Linked DNA regions of Homo sapiens: region 1 is linked to region 2. Evidence: chromatin loops called from intact Hi-C (ENCODE). Cell type or tissue: dorsolateral prefrontal cortex. All regions are shown on one strand. Each heading gives the region's core, and the rest is flanking DNA. Links, peaks and the distances in the headings are about the cores only. Region 1 overlaps LINC01811 (long intergenic non-protein coding RNA 1811). Region 2 overlaps LINC01811 (long intergenic non-protein coding RNA 1811).

What was found. Hi-C counts contacts between places; a loop is a spot of excess contacts. Peaks named below come from ENCODE experiments on the same cell type or tissue, not always from the same donor. Only the 100,000 strongest peaks of a DNase experiment are listed, where the experiment ranks them.
Region 1: it touches region 2 in a loop (5-fold over the local background); 2 of 110 quality-filtered maps call a loop at or near these places.

The regions. Positions count from the first base shown.
Region 1 is chr3:34,383,579-34,391,919 of GRCh38, reverse strand. The region is part of intron 6 of LINC01811 (long intergenic non-protein coding RNA 1811); the gene reads right to left. Among named protein-coding and RNA genes, the nearest start is that of LINC01811, 230 kb to the right of the region's middle. In dorsolateral prefrontal cortex, for the core only: no CTCF peak of the experiment used is centred there; a DNase peak (open chromatin) is centred at 3,839; H3K27ac peaks cover 1,928 bases.
Region 2 is chr3:34,255,921-34,264,261 of GRCh38, reverse strand. All of the region lies in intron 2 of LINC01811 (long intergenic non-protein coding RNA 1811), which reads right to left. Among named protein-coding and RNA genes, the nearest start is that of LINC01811, 100 kb to the right of the region's middle. In dorsolateral prefrontal cortex, for the core only: a CTCF peak has its summit at 3,465 (motif pointing left); DNase peaks (open chromatin) are centred at 3,471 and 4,331; H3K27ac peaks cover 7,140 bases.

The DNA of each region.
Region 1 (8,341 bases), core at 102-8,101, 130 kb before region 2:
ATAACTCCTTATTAAATTTTTATTTCAATAGCTTTTGGGATACAAGTGGGTTTTTGTTACACGAAAAAATTGTATAGTGTTGAATTCTGAGATTTTAGTGCACCCATCACCTCAGTAGTGTACATTGAACCTAATGTGTAGGTTTTTTTTTTTCAATCCCTAGCCTGCCTCCCACATTCCCCATTTGGAGTCTCTAAAGTTTATTATATCACTCTGTATGCCTTTGCTTACTCATAGCTTAGCTCCCACTTATAAGTGAGAACACATGGTTTTTGAGTTTCCACTCCTGTGTTGCTTCACTTAGAATAATGGCCTCCAGCTCCATCCAAGTTACTGCAAAAGACATGATTTCATTCCTTTTAATGGCTGAGTGATATTCCATGCTGTCTATGCACCACATTTTCTTTATCCACTCATTAGTTGATAGGCACTTATGTTGGTTTCACATCTTTGCAATTGTGAATTGTGCTGCTATAAATATACATGTGCAAGTATCTTTTTCATATAATGACTTCTTTTTATCTGGGTAGATACCCAGTAGTGAGATTGCTGGATTGAATAGTAGATCTACATTTAGCTCTTTAAGGAATCTCCATACTGTAGAAAATGTAACTCTTATACACTGTTGGTGTGAATGTAAATTTCTATAGCCATTCTGGAAAACAGTGTAGACATTTCTCAGATAAACTAATAACAGAAATACCAGAAAATCCAGTAATCCTTCTACCAGGTATTTATCCAAAGGAAAGGAAATCAGCATATTAAAGGGATACTTGCACCTTCAAGTTTATTTCAGCACTGTTCACAATAGCAAAATTATGGAATCAATCCAAGTGTCCACCTTTGGATGAAAGAATAAAGACAAGGTGGTACACATACACAGTAGAATACTCTTTGGCCATAAAAAAAAGACGAAATCCTGTCATTTGCAGCAACATGGATGAAACTGGAGGTCATTATGTTAAGTGAAATAAGCTAGGCACAAAAAGACAAATATTGCATGTTCTCACTCATATGTGGGAAATAGAAAACTTGCTATCATGGAGGGAGATGTAGAATGATAGTTACCCAATATTGGGGAGGGTGTCTGTGTGGAGATTTGGGAGTGGGAGCATGAAGAAAGATTGGTTAATGGGTACAAACGTACAGTTAAATAGAAGAAATAAGTTCCAATATTTGATAGCAGAGTGGGGTGACTATAATTTTTAAAATATATTATATATTTCAAAACTGCTAGAAGAGGGGACTTGAAATGTTCCCAACACATAGGAATGATAAATAGTCAAGATGATTACTATAAATACCCTGACTTGATCATCACATATTCTATGCATGTAGCAAAATACTACATCTATACCATGAAAAGGTACAAACATTATATATTAATAAAAATGTTTAATGTTATTAGAGCTAAGCCTTAAAGAATGAGCTTAATTTGAACAGACATGAACAAAGTTCCTATAATTTCAACTCAGATTATTTGTTTTTTTAATATTCATTTTATTACATAAGTAAATCATGTTTATTACACGGAATGTGAACAATACAGAAATATTGAGATAAAAATAATCGTCTTTTTAAATTTAACCAACCAGAATGAATTCAACGTGAACACATTTCCAGCAGGTGTTCAGTTTTTGTTTTGGTTTGTTTTGGTTTTTGCATCATTTGCATTAGTAAGATATGTATTCACACAATTTTGCCTCAGTGCCCTGCAGATATTTTTATTTATTTCCTGTTTATTTCCTGGTATCTATTACTGATAACAACAGTCTGCCTTTTGTCTGATACTGACTTTTTAAAATAATCTGTCTCTTCTGCCTGATAACTTTTAGAACTTTCCCATGATACATGAATGTTGTAATTTCATTACTGTGTGTCTAGGGTGAAATTTCAAATTCTTCCATTCTTCAACTTCTCTTTCTTAGCCCTCAACTCTTTTTCTATCTCTGCTGTATTCTGGATGACTTCCTCTGATAATCTTTCTGTTTTACTTATTCACTTCTTAATCCTGTGTAGTCTGCTGATTAAAGTGTCCTTAAAGTTTCCTCCATACCCATACCAATATTTTTTGTTTCTGAAACTAGCTATTTTTCCCCAAGTTTTTCCGTCCTCTTCCATTATCTCCATTTTTATGGATTCTATCCTTTTTTAAACTTTCAATATTTTCAACATACTTATATTAAAGTACTTTTTCAGCTGATTTTATTACTTCTACTTTCTTGGGCATGAACGCTCTATTTGTTGCATCTGCTAGACTTACCTCTCATAGTGGTGTTTTTCAGTGTTTTGTGATATTTTCTCCTCAGCTTATCTTCAATTGGAATTTTCTTCAGTGAGCCCTGGGTTATGAAGCCCTCCTTGGGGGGATGTTTCCTAGAGACTTTCAGCTGGGGTCATGTGCATTCACCGGTTCTGGACTTTCTCATTTAGTCCTCAGCTCAGGTTTCCTTTGCCACAGGGCAATTCTGCTCAGGGCATGGCCTCACTGATAAATCTGAGCCCACCCTAGAAAAGAATAGGCAGCAAATTTTCTGCCAGGACTGCACAGTCCACCATTCTGACCAATATATTTGCATGTGTTTAAATTTTCCATCCTGCCTTTTATCCCTTAATGTTTGCAACATGAGTATTTAAATAGCGGCCCTTTTACCTGGAGCCTCCGGAACTTTAGGACATAAAAATAGGATCAGCTAAAGTTTGAAAATCTTGTGTTTTTGCATTTTTCCTGAGGCAAGAGTCCAGAGCTTTCATCACATTCACAAAGAGATCTAAGACTGAAGAAAGCTTGAAAATAACTATTTTAAACAGCCTTGAATGTCTCCTAAATTCATTTTAGCCCCTGGTATTATATCAAGAGCTACAGATCTAAGTTTTGAAAAATTCCTTCCACGTATTTTCTAGTGTAGGTCAGAGCTGAGAGAAAAATGTTCCAGCTGGTGTGGGTGGTACCAGCACATGCTTCTCTGAGAAGATTTCTTTATTGGAATTCATGCAAATATATTTTGGGTTTGAGGGAGCTGGGAGAGAGGATGTCTAGACAGTCAGCCCAACAAGTGTGGACGCCTTAACCAAGCAATAGGTAACCAGAGCCCTCCCCTTCTCTATACCCTTCATCCTATACCCCTAACCTCATGAAACCTAAAAGCACAGAAATACTATCAAATAAATGGAATATATATATATGTGTTTGTGTGTGCATGTGTGTGTGTGTGTGTGTATATATATCAGCACATAAAATAACATCACAAAAAATAATTTCAAGACGAAAAGTATGACTAGAGAAAAAGGAAGTCACTGTCTAATGATAAAAGGCCCAATTCGCCAAGTAGAAATAACAATTTCAAACTTAATGAACCAAAAAATTACCTCACGATATTAAAAAAAAACAAAACTTGACAGAACTACAAGAACAATTTGGCAAATCCATCATCATAAAAAGAGGTTTTGACAATTGAACACCGATAAGTGGCATCTATAATTGTGCCTTCACAAATAGTATCTGACCACAGTACTGATCACAAATGGAGGTTCAGTGAAGGGAATTTTCCCAAAGTCACACACAGCCAGTAGGTGGCCAAACTTTGATTCAAATCCAGGCTCACCTGACTCCAAAGTCAAACCACTTTCCAGTAGAGCTTGCTAGTAAGAACTAGGAAAGGGATTGCAAAAGAGATATTATACTTTAATATACATAATTCACTAGGTTGACTATTTTTCCTCTCCTCAGCAGCAGTTACTTGCTATTTTTCCCCACCTGTTAATTACTCGGGTTTGTGTGGGGGCGGATTTGGCTTCCCGCGGCAGCCCAGGCAGGTTGTCACACTGTCAAGGATTCCTCCATTAACAAGCTGTCAATGCACTGCCAACAGCCACCATTTGGTTTGTTCAGGGAGAGGGAGCTCTGGTGTGGAGACTTGGCTCTATCATTTAGAGGAATTAAAAAAAATAAGGCAAGAGGCAGATGTCTTCCAGTCTGTTCTTCCACAACAGATTCAGGGATATGGCGTGGGTTTGCACTGGGAGGAGGAGAGAATAAGGCTTTTAAAATAAGTGCCAAGAAATAAAAAGCTAAGCATAAAGGAATGAAAGGCGAGAATGATGCACTTAAAAATGTAGTCTTTCCTTTCCTCCAGACTTCCCATAGGACGAGTTTCTAAATAACACTAAAAGTGGACTTTTCAAACTCAAACTTTAAAAATGGTTAAAAAGCCATGGTTTAGATTTTTAAAGTGAAAGGTGCCATTTGCCTGCAACCTTTTCAAAGTCACCCTAATGAAATATTGGGAAAATTTTCCAGTCCACAGAGGCACTTTCTGAAGCCTCTGTCCTTTCTGTTAATTAGCACAATTAACCTCTAAGCTGGCAAGCCCCTCTGGCTCGCCACTAACAGGCCCACAGAAATGTCAGATTTTCAAAGGGCTTCACATAAGTGAATGGCAAAGTCCACCTTTTGAGCAACTACATTTAGAGCTGGGGGTCTCCATGAAAATCTTTTTTCTGCACCTGTAGACTGCACTCCTGACTCCTTACCTACAACTTCCAGCACCTGTGCTCACTGACATGCACTTGAATTCTCTCCAACCAATGAGATTTCACAACCAGCTCAGCAGAAAGCTTGTTTCCAAAAATTATATCAAAGCTGCCTTTGTTGTAAAAGTGAGATTTCAGTACTTAGATTACAGAAAATTAAGAAATACATCCACCTTTCCCTTTCTACTCCCTTTTTAGTGCACTGCGAGAAATAACATTATTGTTCAGGCCCAATGAGTCAGTCAAAACATAACATTAATTTGTGGTGAGGACTTTAGTTGGCTTAAGAAAAAAGAAAAGTCAATTAACCTGGCCTAGACCATCACTGAAGATATAAAAAAATGGTCTTTCGGCAGAGGAGTGGGATGCATGTTTGGAGGTTATATAGACATCATGAGCAATGGGAAAAAGGGAAAAGACTTGAAGATCTCCAAGCATCAGCATTGATTCAGCAGGATTCATTCCAAGCATCAGAGAGACTCCCCTCAAAAAGAACCTGAAAGGCAAACAAACAATTCAAGTTTTCCCCACATCTCAACTCTAGCTGTGTGCTATCTCACCCCCACCACAACCCCTCCAACCCACAGGCTGTCTCCTTGGAAACTCCTATTGGATTTTCTCCTATGGGATTTTCAGTTCCAAGCAAAAAAGAAAGCAAAGTGTTAGGTTTCAATCAGGCAGTAACCAAAGGTGGTTCCCCTTTAGCAGTGAGTGCTAAGAATCTTAAAAGCAACACTTTCAGAAATATTATTCCAGTGTCTTCTAATCTCAGCTATGTTATAGAACAGAGATTGGAAAACTAAAGCCTATGGGTCATATCTAGTCTGTCACCTAGTTGTGTAAATAAAGTTTCATGGAAACACAGTCATACTCATTTGTTTACATATTGTTTATGGCTGCTTTTGTCCTGCAACAGTAAAACTAATAGTTATAACAAAGACTATATGGCCTACAAAGCCTGAAGTATGTACTACCCTTTACAGGAAAAATCTCTGGGTTCAAAACACCTGTAAACTCTGGATAAAATGCTCAAAATAAATTTTTAAGGGAGGGGTGAGATGGCAAGAAAATTAGTCAAAAATGACCCCCCAAAAAAGAAGTCACAAAAGTGAGTGAGCACTTAAGCTAGTGAATGGCCTTGACGATACAGGATCGTCATACAAAGAAACCTGCAATCAGTGACACCCACAAAACCTGGAGCCCTAAAGAGTGACAACCCCACCAGGCAAACTAGCAAAGAACCTATCTCAAAAAGAGTGACAGTAAGGAAGTTTGCCTCATTTAGCCTTGTTTCTGAGTAAAGGGGAAACAAGTCGCCCCTAAGAATTTATAACCACTACCCAACCCTCAGGCAAAATTGGAGCTAAAATTCACACTGTCAATGTGGCATAAAAACAACCAAGCCAAAAGTTAACTTAAACTAATCAAGATTGGTAGTATCCCCACGGCTCAGCAAGAGCTCATGCAAGTCCTCTTTGGAGGAATGCACGTTACATACAAGCCTTAAGAAATTTCAACTTATAATGTTTGATAATAAGGGATATGAGCTCACAATCAGAATTACTTAACACATGAGAAAAATAAGCCACTTGGGGTCAGTAAACAACAAAATCAATTCTACCAATAACAGCAGCAATAATAATAAAAACAGCTAACACTTGTATAGGTTACTCTGTAGTGTGCTAGATACTTGTCTTAAGAAATTTATATTTATGGAAGCATTTAATCTTCAAAATAATCCAGTGAGTAACAATTACTTTATCTTTATTTGCCAAATGAGCAAAGTAAAGCACAGCATCTTCAGATTTTAGAATGATTAGATTCACATAGAATCTAAAACATATGTGTGTAATACATTTGAGGAAATAAATGTCATTAAAATCATGTCTCAAAATGACCCAGCATATTTGAAAGACTCAAAGAGAACTTGTAGAAATGAAAAATACAATAAATGAAAATAAAAACTCAGAAGGTAGTTTAAATCACATATTAGACCCAGTTGAAGCATGAATTATTGAACTAGAAATAGTCCCAGAATGACAAGAGAATTACTCAATTGAAAGATAGATGCCAAAAAAAAAAAACAAAATGAAAAAACCTACAATGTAGCATAGAGATAAAAAGTATAATCAGAGATAATGAGACCTAAGACATGCCTAACTGGAATTTTAAAAGGAAATAATAGGCTGGTAGATAGATAATATTTGAAGGGCTAATGACTTAATATTTTACAGAATTGATAAAAGACATAAGTTCTCTAATCATTAATTAGGATAAATAAAAAGAGCCCCATGCCAAGACACAATGTAATGAATCTGCCAAACACCAAGAAACAAACAAAGTCTTTAAAGGTACCCAGAGAAAACCAGATTACCTCCAGAGTCATGACATCTAGACTGATGGCTGACTCCCAGTAGTAATGGTGGAATCCATTTAAAGTACTAAAATAAAAGAGCTGTCAATGAGGAATTTTATAACCATCAAGGCAATATTTTTTAAATGCAGGTAAGATAAAGACAGTTACGGACAAACAAAACATGGGTTAGCTTCCAACAGACATTTAATAACATAATTCCTAAAGAATATACTTTAGTAATATTTATAATATTTTTAATAAAGTATATTCTTTAGAAATAAGAAAGAAGAAAATAATTTCAAATGGAAGGTTAGAGATCTACTAATGAATAGTGAGCAAAGAAAATAATTAAAACGTGGATAAATCTAAACACATTTAATTGTAAAAACAATGATAGCAATGTCCCTTTTGCGTGTTAAAATGTGAATAAAATACAAAAAAGTTTTTAGGTAAAAATATATAGATTCTGGGAGAGTATTTGAAAATTAAATATTTCAAATTTTCTACATTTTGGGGAAAAAGGCAATTTTAAAATTTATTTTAGACTTTATTAAATTACATACATGGTAAAAACTTAGAGGTACCAATTAAATAAAATAAATGGAATTTTAAACCTCCAAAATAATTCAAGAAAACTAAGGAAATCATGAGGGTGGGGGGAACCTCACTTGATTCAAAGGAAAAAGAAATTTAAAGCTAGACAAATGGAAAGTGTAAAATAAGAGAATGGGAATAAATCCAAATATATCAGTAATCACTGTGAATGGAAATTGACTAACCCTACCAGTTAAAACATATAGTAAAACTAGATAAAAATATACCTAAAACATGAGGGTGAAGAAAAGCTGTGAATTAAATGTATAAAAACAATGTATTAAGCAAATATCAGCACATAAAACAGTATCACACAAAATCAGATTTAAGGTAGAAAGCATTATTTGTTATCAAGGAGGTTGCTTCATAATGATTTTTAAAAACTCAATACTCCTTCCAAGAAGATATCACAATTTCAAACTTTTATACACTTAAAAAACATAGGCTCAGAATATAAAACTCAAAATTTGATAGAACTACCCAAAGAATTAGATAATTCCAAAGCATGAGATTTTAACACACCTCTTCCCATAATCAACAAGTAGGAAACAAAGTCAAATAAAGAAGATTACGACATTATAAATAACAAATTTCATCTAATGAACTTATAAAATGGATTTACATGTAATACACATGGAAGACATTTATAATAAATTTATTATTTATGTGCTACAGCCCAAAACTGACGTACATACATTGTTTTCAAGAATTGTTTCACTGGCAGTTAAATGGTAAGAGTTCATCTGTTTAAAAAGATGTTGAAAGTAATTGCAGCAGAAAATTATGATGGCTAGAATTAACATAGTGGTAATGTGGACAAATAGAGGTGAACAATTTTAAAAGAGATCAAGGAGGAAT
Region 2 (8,341 bases), core at 75-8,074:
TTAGCCATGTGTGGTGGCACACACCTGTAGCCCCAGCTACTCAAGAGGCTAAGGTGAAAGGATCACATAAGCCCAAGAGTTTGAGGCTGCAGTGAGCTGTGATCATGCCACTGCCCTCCAGTCAGGGCAACAGAGTGACACCCTATCTCAAAAATAAATAAATGAATAAATAAGGAATTTGTTCTTTTTTGAGATGGAATCTCGCTCTGTTGCAACCTCTGCCTCCCCAGTTCAAGCGATTCTCCTGCCTCAGCCTCCTGAATAGCTGGGATTACAGACGCGCACTACCATGCCCGGCTGATTTTTGTATTTTTAGTAGAGATGGCGTTTCACCATGTTGGCTAGGCTGGTCTCGAACTCCTGACCTCAAGTGATCCGCCCACCTTGGCCTCCCAAAGTGCTGGGATTATAGGCGTGAGCCACCGTGCCCAGTCAATAAGTTGTTCTTTATATGATCAAAGAACAGGACAGGCTGGCAGGCTTAGAATCACCTGGGAAGAAGCTTAGAAATCCAGACTCTCAGGTCTAATTCAGAATATCTGGGATGAGGCCCCTGAATCTATAGTTTTAATTAGCTTATCCAAGTGACTGGTGATGCAGCCAAGCTTGGGATCTATTTATGGAGAAGAACCTAGTATGCTATTAAACTGCTAAGCTAGAGGGAAGCAAAGGAAAAAGGAGGAGAAAGAGAGAAGGAAAGAACTAGAAGGTGATGAGAGATGAGGTGACAGCTGCCAGCATCCTCTCCAGCCTTCCTGGTACAGATTGCTGCCAGGTCTGTAGCAGGCATGGAATTCACAAAGAGAACTGGTGAAGCAATTTGCAGCCCAGTTGTCTAGGAGCCCAGTAATTAAAGGATGTCGTGGACCCCTTTCACCGACCCCCGAACTTACCCAATATAAAGTGACTTAGATTTTGATTCCAGAAGAAGTTTTAAAAATATCAGGCAGTGCTGTTTCTATATATAAAAAGTCTGTCGTTAAGGAAACATGTCTCAAATAAAGCTCCTTTTAACAAAATAAAAGTCCTCTGCATTCACCAGCAACATTTCATAAAAAGAGAAGGAAACAAGCTGTGAGAAAGATGATAGCTCTGGGGGAAAAATAAAATGTGCATAACCTTTGTACCCAGATTAGCATGCCACTGCCACATTTCTAGAATCACCAAGCAAGTTTTTCCCTCCTTCTACCAGGCTCAAAATCAGAATTTCTTGTTTGCATCATAAAAAAGTGGGGATTAGCCTTTGAAAATGACATTTTCCTTATTTTATGTATTATAGGCACCTGGTAAATGGTCTTCACTAGCTGTCAGGGTCTTCTGGAATATGGATGTGTATATCTGTGTCTCTGTGTGTGTGTTTGTCTGCATCTGTGTGTCTGTGTGTGTGTGCCAAAGAATGGTTCTTTGACTACTCATAGAACGAGAAATATGGCAGTCCTCTCTCTCTCTGAGAAAATGATTTCTCTACCCCAGGACTAAGATGACCCTGGTTCCTTCCTTTTACACCCTGGGATGCCTATTGGTACCTGCAAGGATGTAGCAGAATAGCACTGGGCTTGGAATCAAAAGATCTGGATTTCAGGCTGTGTTTGCCGGTGGACAAATCACTCAGCCTTCTCATCCCTGCTTTGGGAAAATTTTACTTGTCTTGATCTCACAAGGAAGTCGTGAGGACACCATGAAGGTATAACTGTGTGCTTTGTAAACTCCAAAGCAGGATGCAAGTGTGTTATTTTTATTGCTGGATAAATTGTGTTTTACTGTCTCAAACACTTTTACCCTGAAGGGTTCTCATCCCCTGTGACAATTTGAGGAAACCTTCCCTGGGTGTCCCTAGGCATCATTAGCCATAGGATAACACGTATGGAAAATGTGCCAGGCACTATGCTGAGTGCTATGTTCATTTACCTCATTTACTTAAAACAGCCCCGAGATAGGTCTTGTGATCTCATCTTTCAGAGAGGAAACAGACTCAAGAAGGCTGGGTAACTGTTCCCAGGGTCACGTAGGCAGTAGGCAGATGAGAGAATAGTGATTCTTATTTCTGTGATTCCACAGCTGGTGCTGTCCCCATGAGGCATCATGGTCTGTGCTCATTGTCACCACTTTGTAAGGTACTTTCCTGAGGGCTTGTCTGCCTTCCCATGGCTCTTGCCTGGTTATTCTTAACCTTTGAAGGCTGAATCAACATATGTGCTCAATTAATTGTATTATCTCATTCAATGTGTGAGGAAGAGTGGATTTGTGGGCTGCCACAATGAGTCACTTTTCATTGCCATTTTCCACACTCTAGAATGCCCATAATGTGATGCAGAATTGTTTTCCCAATGCAGTCAAAATTCTCAAGTGTGTGTGTGTGTGTGTGTGTGTGTGTGTGTGTGTGTGTGTGCACGTGCGCATGCGCGCGCACGCGCTATCAGACTGATTGCTATGTTCATCAAGGTCATTGATTCTCTCATCTATCCAACAATTGACGTAAGATTCTAAAGAAGCACCCCTTTGTTCTAGAAATACAATTTTATAAGTCTGAAAAAGCCAGCATTTGCATGGTGTTAAACTTAAAAATCTCTGTAATCAATGCTAATTTGACATGATGAAATGCAGCACTTTCCATCTCAAAGCTCTTTGCAAAAATTAATTACCAATTAATCTAAAACTTTAGAGCATTATTTATTATCTGTACACTCAGAACTTGAAAATATTTACATTTCAAAGCATGACATGTAAAACTATTCTATTATGTTTTAAAGTGGAAAAAAAAGTTCAAATTCTCAGAAAAGGACAAATCACAAGTACATCAGTGAAATCAAACTACCAGATTATTCTGAGAACTGTTAATATCTCCCTGGAAAATGCTATACAAATATCCAGTTGGAATCTTGCTGAAGGCATTTCTCTGAAGTAATAATGCTAATCAGTCTAGAGCAGTGAACTCTGACATGAGACAGTGAGCTGCTCTGCCCTTCCTTTCAGAATCCAAGGGGTTTTATTCATAGCTACTCCCTGAAATAGTGCTTGGTGGAAAGGAGGCAAATTGGATTGTCTCAACAGATAAATGAATCATTACATCAGAATGAGGGGGCGGTAGGGCAGGAGGAAAAAGAGAAATGGAAGGATGGGAGGGAAGGAGCAAGGAAAGGGAAGAAAAGAAAGAAGTAAGAAAAGAAGGGAGAAAAGGAGGAAAGAAAAGGAGGAAGAAGGGAAGAAGGGGGGACAAAGGGAGAGAAGGAAGGCAGGAAGGAGGGAAGGCAGGAAGGCAGGTTGCATAGAGTTGGTTTGAGATTAAAGGTACAATGCTTAATACTCTTAAAAGCAGGGACCATTTCTGCAGAAGAAATATGAACTGCAAAGACTTACTAGGTCTTAACTTTCATTTTAAGATATTAAAAGTAAACTCTTTTCCAAGACAACAAAATAAGTCTGTGGACTTCTGCCTCATCCAAAACAAGCCTCTCTTTAGCCCCACCTGGTGGCCCTTCTCCCTTCAAACTGTAAGTTAGGCTATGAGCTATAAAAATTTGCAGAAAATCCATGTACAACAACCCTAGGCTTGAGGCACACAATTACCTGGGAAGATTTTTCTAGAAACTGATCAGAGAGCATATTTGTCCACAATTCAGCTATCTCTCTGTTGCTCCCTCCATTCCTCCCTCACCACCTCCCTGTGCTACAAATTGTGGTTACAATTTATTTCGAAGCTGACAACAGAGCTAAAAGCCCAGATGACACCCCTAACACCTCCTTATGGGAAGGTGGTGCAGTCTGAGCAGGCATGAATTCATAGCACAGTGGGAACAAGTCTGTCATACCCAGGCTGTGAAAAATCCTCTGAATTTCCACAACGGAGGGAAGCAAACTGGCTGAACAGAGGCATAAAATGGACTTTGAAAGAAGAAGGTGCATCCTAGCTCTGAGATGGAGTACTGGGACAGCTTTCAGGGAGGATGTGTCTTAGCAATAGTAGCTCATGTGTTATTAGGGGCTTTCTTAGGTAGACATATTGATTGATTAATATTTACCCACAGGATCTGTACTGCAGTTAGGAGAAAGAATGGAGAAATTCACAGAGTTTCAAAGGTGCCATTCCTTCCGGAAACATCAATACCTTAAACTGTGTAACCCTGGACCTCTAGAGGGTCCCAGGTCTCGGAGGACAAGGTGAGGGTATGACTGCTGGCTATAAAAAGCTTGCCAGCTTCACCATGAACTTCCACACTGTTGCCCAGCCTCTATGTCCCTGGCCAGCTGACCCTGCAGGCCTGCTTCTCTTTGTACTAAAGCTCTGTCAGCAACACTTCTGTGCAGAGGGAGCTGGCACAGCAGCGAGCTGACAAATATCATTTTAAATTAAATAGTATATTTTAAAATGTGTTTCACATGTTAAAGGCACAGATGGTGAGGTGTCCATGCCTTAGGAGACAGCTGTGCTGAGGAGAAAACAGGTGTGGATTGCGGTTCATCCTCACACCAGCTTCCTGGCATGGTTTCCTCTGAGCAGCCAAGCTACCTGATCCACCTCCAGGCCCTTGGGCTGGGGATCTTGCTGGCAAAGATCTAGCCCACCTGGACCATACCAGAGGAGTTTCTGGTCTTGAGCTGGGGTTACTTCCAACTAAAAATACGATGCAAAACCATTTTACAACACCAAGGATACAGCTTTGTTCTTACTTATCTTTTTTGTGATGCTTGATATTATTGTTTAGGATCATTTTTGTTGTTGTGAATTTTTTTATTGCTTTGGTTAGTTTTGCAAGAAGGATACAAGTGAAAAAAGAGCAGGAGCAATGTGATATATATTCAGCTGATCAAATGTCCAGATTTTTCAGAGATCCCCAGCCTTTGGGGATCACTGAAGCCAAGTTCCCCTCCTTACGTAATCCCCATATTAACCTAAAGTGGCGACTCTCAAAGTGAAGGTCCCTGGATCTATGGCATTAGATGTTGGAAATGCAAATTCTCAGGCCCCATCCCAGACCTACTGAATCAGAAGAAACTCAGGAGTGGGGCCCACCCATCTGTGTTCTAACAAATCCTCCAGGTGATTTTGATTCTCTTCAAGACTGAGAACCACTGGCCTATGCTATCTACTGCAGGTTTGTTCACAGGGAGACAGGGAGATAATGTCCTGGCCTGGCCTATTCCAACACCCTGAGTTTAAAGGGATCTATTTCCTATAGTGAAACTAACTTACTGATTCAGTTCCTTTGTCTCTTGGGAGCTCCTTGGCATATTTGCATCCCTGGAACTCTGGTTCATGGCTGGGTCTGTATTTCTGCATTTGTAGGGGGAGGGCCAGATCTGAAATTGTGATGAGGGTACCAAGGTAATGCCATCTTCTAACTCAGTCCTAAATGCCTTCTTCCCAACTTATCCCACAGCAGGTTCTGTGCTCATAGAGAACAATGAGTCAGGTTTGGCCCATGGCTCAGTGGGAGTTCACAGTACAGTGGCGGAGACAACCTTGGAAACAGACTCTTGTAATGCAAACTGATTAGTGCTGTAGAGAGGCCTGAGCCAAGTGCCTGGGCACATAAAATAGCCCTAGGGAATACAAGAACACAATTCTCCCTTAATTTCTCCAGCCCTGGCAGAGACCCAGCATCCCAGACAGGCAAAAGGTATAGAAAATAAATATCTTCCTACATAATATTGTTCTCTGTTTCTTCTTTGTGAAAAGGACAGCTACAATGCCTAGTGTGGGGCATGCCACCTGGACCCCGGGAAGCAGTTAAGCAAAGGAGGCAAAGCAGCCTCCTTAGCTATCCCAGCAGTGCAATCTAGCTCTCTCTGAAGCTCCAGGGGGTACATTTGCAAGGAAAGGGAAAGCTTATCTATTCCTTTTTTACCCTTAAGAAGCAACAGTTGAAACCAAATTTCTAGAATTCTATGACAAAAGTCACCTCAGCCTGAGGTCTTACCACTCTCCTTTTGGCATGTTTCTTAAAATTCATCACCACTACTGTATAGTAATGACAAAGCCAGGATCCCTACCCATGCTAACCTCAGCAGAGGGGCCCATCGCCACCACTCTGACCTCTGCCAAAGGCCAGGGAGCTTTTTCTATCATCCACATTGACTCACCTGAAAGTGTCCAACACCCAGAATTCCACAGGACTCTGCCTGGGAGCTCTGGGTCTGTGACTCTGGAGGACTTCTATCTTCCCCGTTCGGGTTCCACCATTTATGAGCAAGGGCCTTCACTTCTCTGAGCCTCCCTGTATCTGCACTGAAAATGGAGCAGTCCATTCCTGCCAACCTAAGGGCAATGTGGTAAGGATATAATGAGACATCTATAGTATGGAGCCTGGCCCTGGTGTGGTTTGGTAAATGATAGTATTAGGAAAGCAATTTACAATGAGGATGTTGGTCTAGAGACTCTCTAACCAATTTAAAAGATTACATGGGATCATGGCACTGTGTCCTCTGTCTGGCAGTGCAAATTCTCTGTTCTCTGCCTGATGATCACCTGAGACACACTGCTTCATGACCATAAGAAGCTCCAACTCAGGGCAAAAACAAACAAACAAACAACTAGAACTAAGGAATGGTGAGCCAAAACGGCAATAAGTCCAAAGTGTAGAAGAAGAAACCAGCTCTGACTGTGGCATGGGGAAGTTATCTACTTCACTGATTTCATCTCACCATCAGTGAACAAGAGCACAGGCTGCACTTCGTCTTGCGCTGGCTGAGCAGAGGGTGGAATCTAGCTGCCCAGCCTCATTCTGACCACCAAGGCTCTTTAGCATGTCCAGTGCCTACAAAATAGTAGTATAGAGGACTACGAGGGGCCAAGAGGGGACTAGAGTTGCTGTGGCATCAACTTCTGGGCATGAAACCCCATCACAATCGCTGACCCCTTTACAATGGCTAAACCAAGACTGACTAAAGCTTCATAGTCACCAAAGAGACAGTGTCATGTTGCTGGGGCCCAGCTGGAGGTACCAACCCAGTGCTGGAGAGAGACCTTATTCCTGGAAGCCTAGAGAATCAGACTGTGTAGGAAAGAAACCATAGACTCCACAGTCACCCAGGGAACTCTCCTGGAAAGTTACGAGAGAAAGCAGGAGAAAACAATGCACTAAGGACTCTCCTATGCTGAACAATACTGTCCAATTAGTACTATTACTATCCCTAGTTTACACCTGAGGGAGCTGAGGCTGAGAAAGGTCAGGCAATTGCCCAAAGCAACATAGCTGGCAAGCGACAGAGGCAGAGCCCAGTGTCCTAAGTTTCCATAGAGACCACCAAACTATCCCCTTTCCTGCTGCACTCAGCAGAGTCAGTAGAAAGGTCGTGATCCCATGCCCTTTTAAAGGAAAGCAGCCCCTAGGAATACTCTGGTGCCTGGATGGGTGAGAATGTGCTTGAAAGATGGATTAAGAAGCCAGGACACTTTGGGCTTAAAACTCAGCTCTGCCACTTACATTCCTCATTTCTTTCTATCCTGGGTCTGCCAAAATGTAAGAAAAGTTTTCACATTTTTTTACCAGTTTTTCTCACCCATGACCACCCTGTCTCAAAATGATTATGCAACAGCCCAGAGTCCCCCATTCCAAAATTCTTTGCAAAGAGCAAGATTTCCCTCGCTATTTCTGAATTCATCCACACCTCTATTTCTCTCTCTTTCTCTAATTCTCCCTTCTCCCTACTTCTTTTTTTTCTCCCCTTCCTCCCTCAGTGGTTTTCTTTATTCTTCTTGCCACCATCTTCATCATCTCTACCCCCATTAGCTCCCTTTCCTCTGCTTCTCTCTTTTGCCACTCTCTCCCCGCATTTCCTCTCCCTTACTCCCTCCCCGTGTTCACTCATAAGACCAAGAGCTAAAATAAAAAGTCAAAACAACCCACAGTGTCTCAAATGACCTGGAGTGCCTCATCCTTACACATAAGCCCTCACCATAAACCTGGACCTGGTTCCTTACAGCTGCCCAATTAAAGCACCAAGGGAGGTTTTGTCTGGAGATGGTTTTATAGTGTTTGCTAAAGGGGGTAGTTGTGTTTTGTCTCCATGCCAAAATGAAGCAAACCTTTTTGGAACAGGAAGTCCAAAATAAAAATCCCAGCCAGCCCCTCTTAGTATTGTTCTGCATGCCAGCAACTTGATGCTTTTTCAGTGTGGGAGGAGAGAAACTACAAATGCCACCCTCCATACTGGCGCAGGCTTCCTCCTGGCCAGCGTACTCAGCAAGGTAAGGGCAGCTTTGAACAGGAGACAGCAAAACAATAGGAAAACTAGGCTTGGAGCCTTCGACCCAGACACAGAGGCTAAAAATGACTTCTACCCACACAGGTAGTGTTATTCAGCATAAAGGGGACGGGAGGGAGCTGAAGGCTTTGTAAAG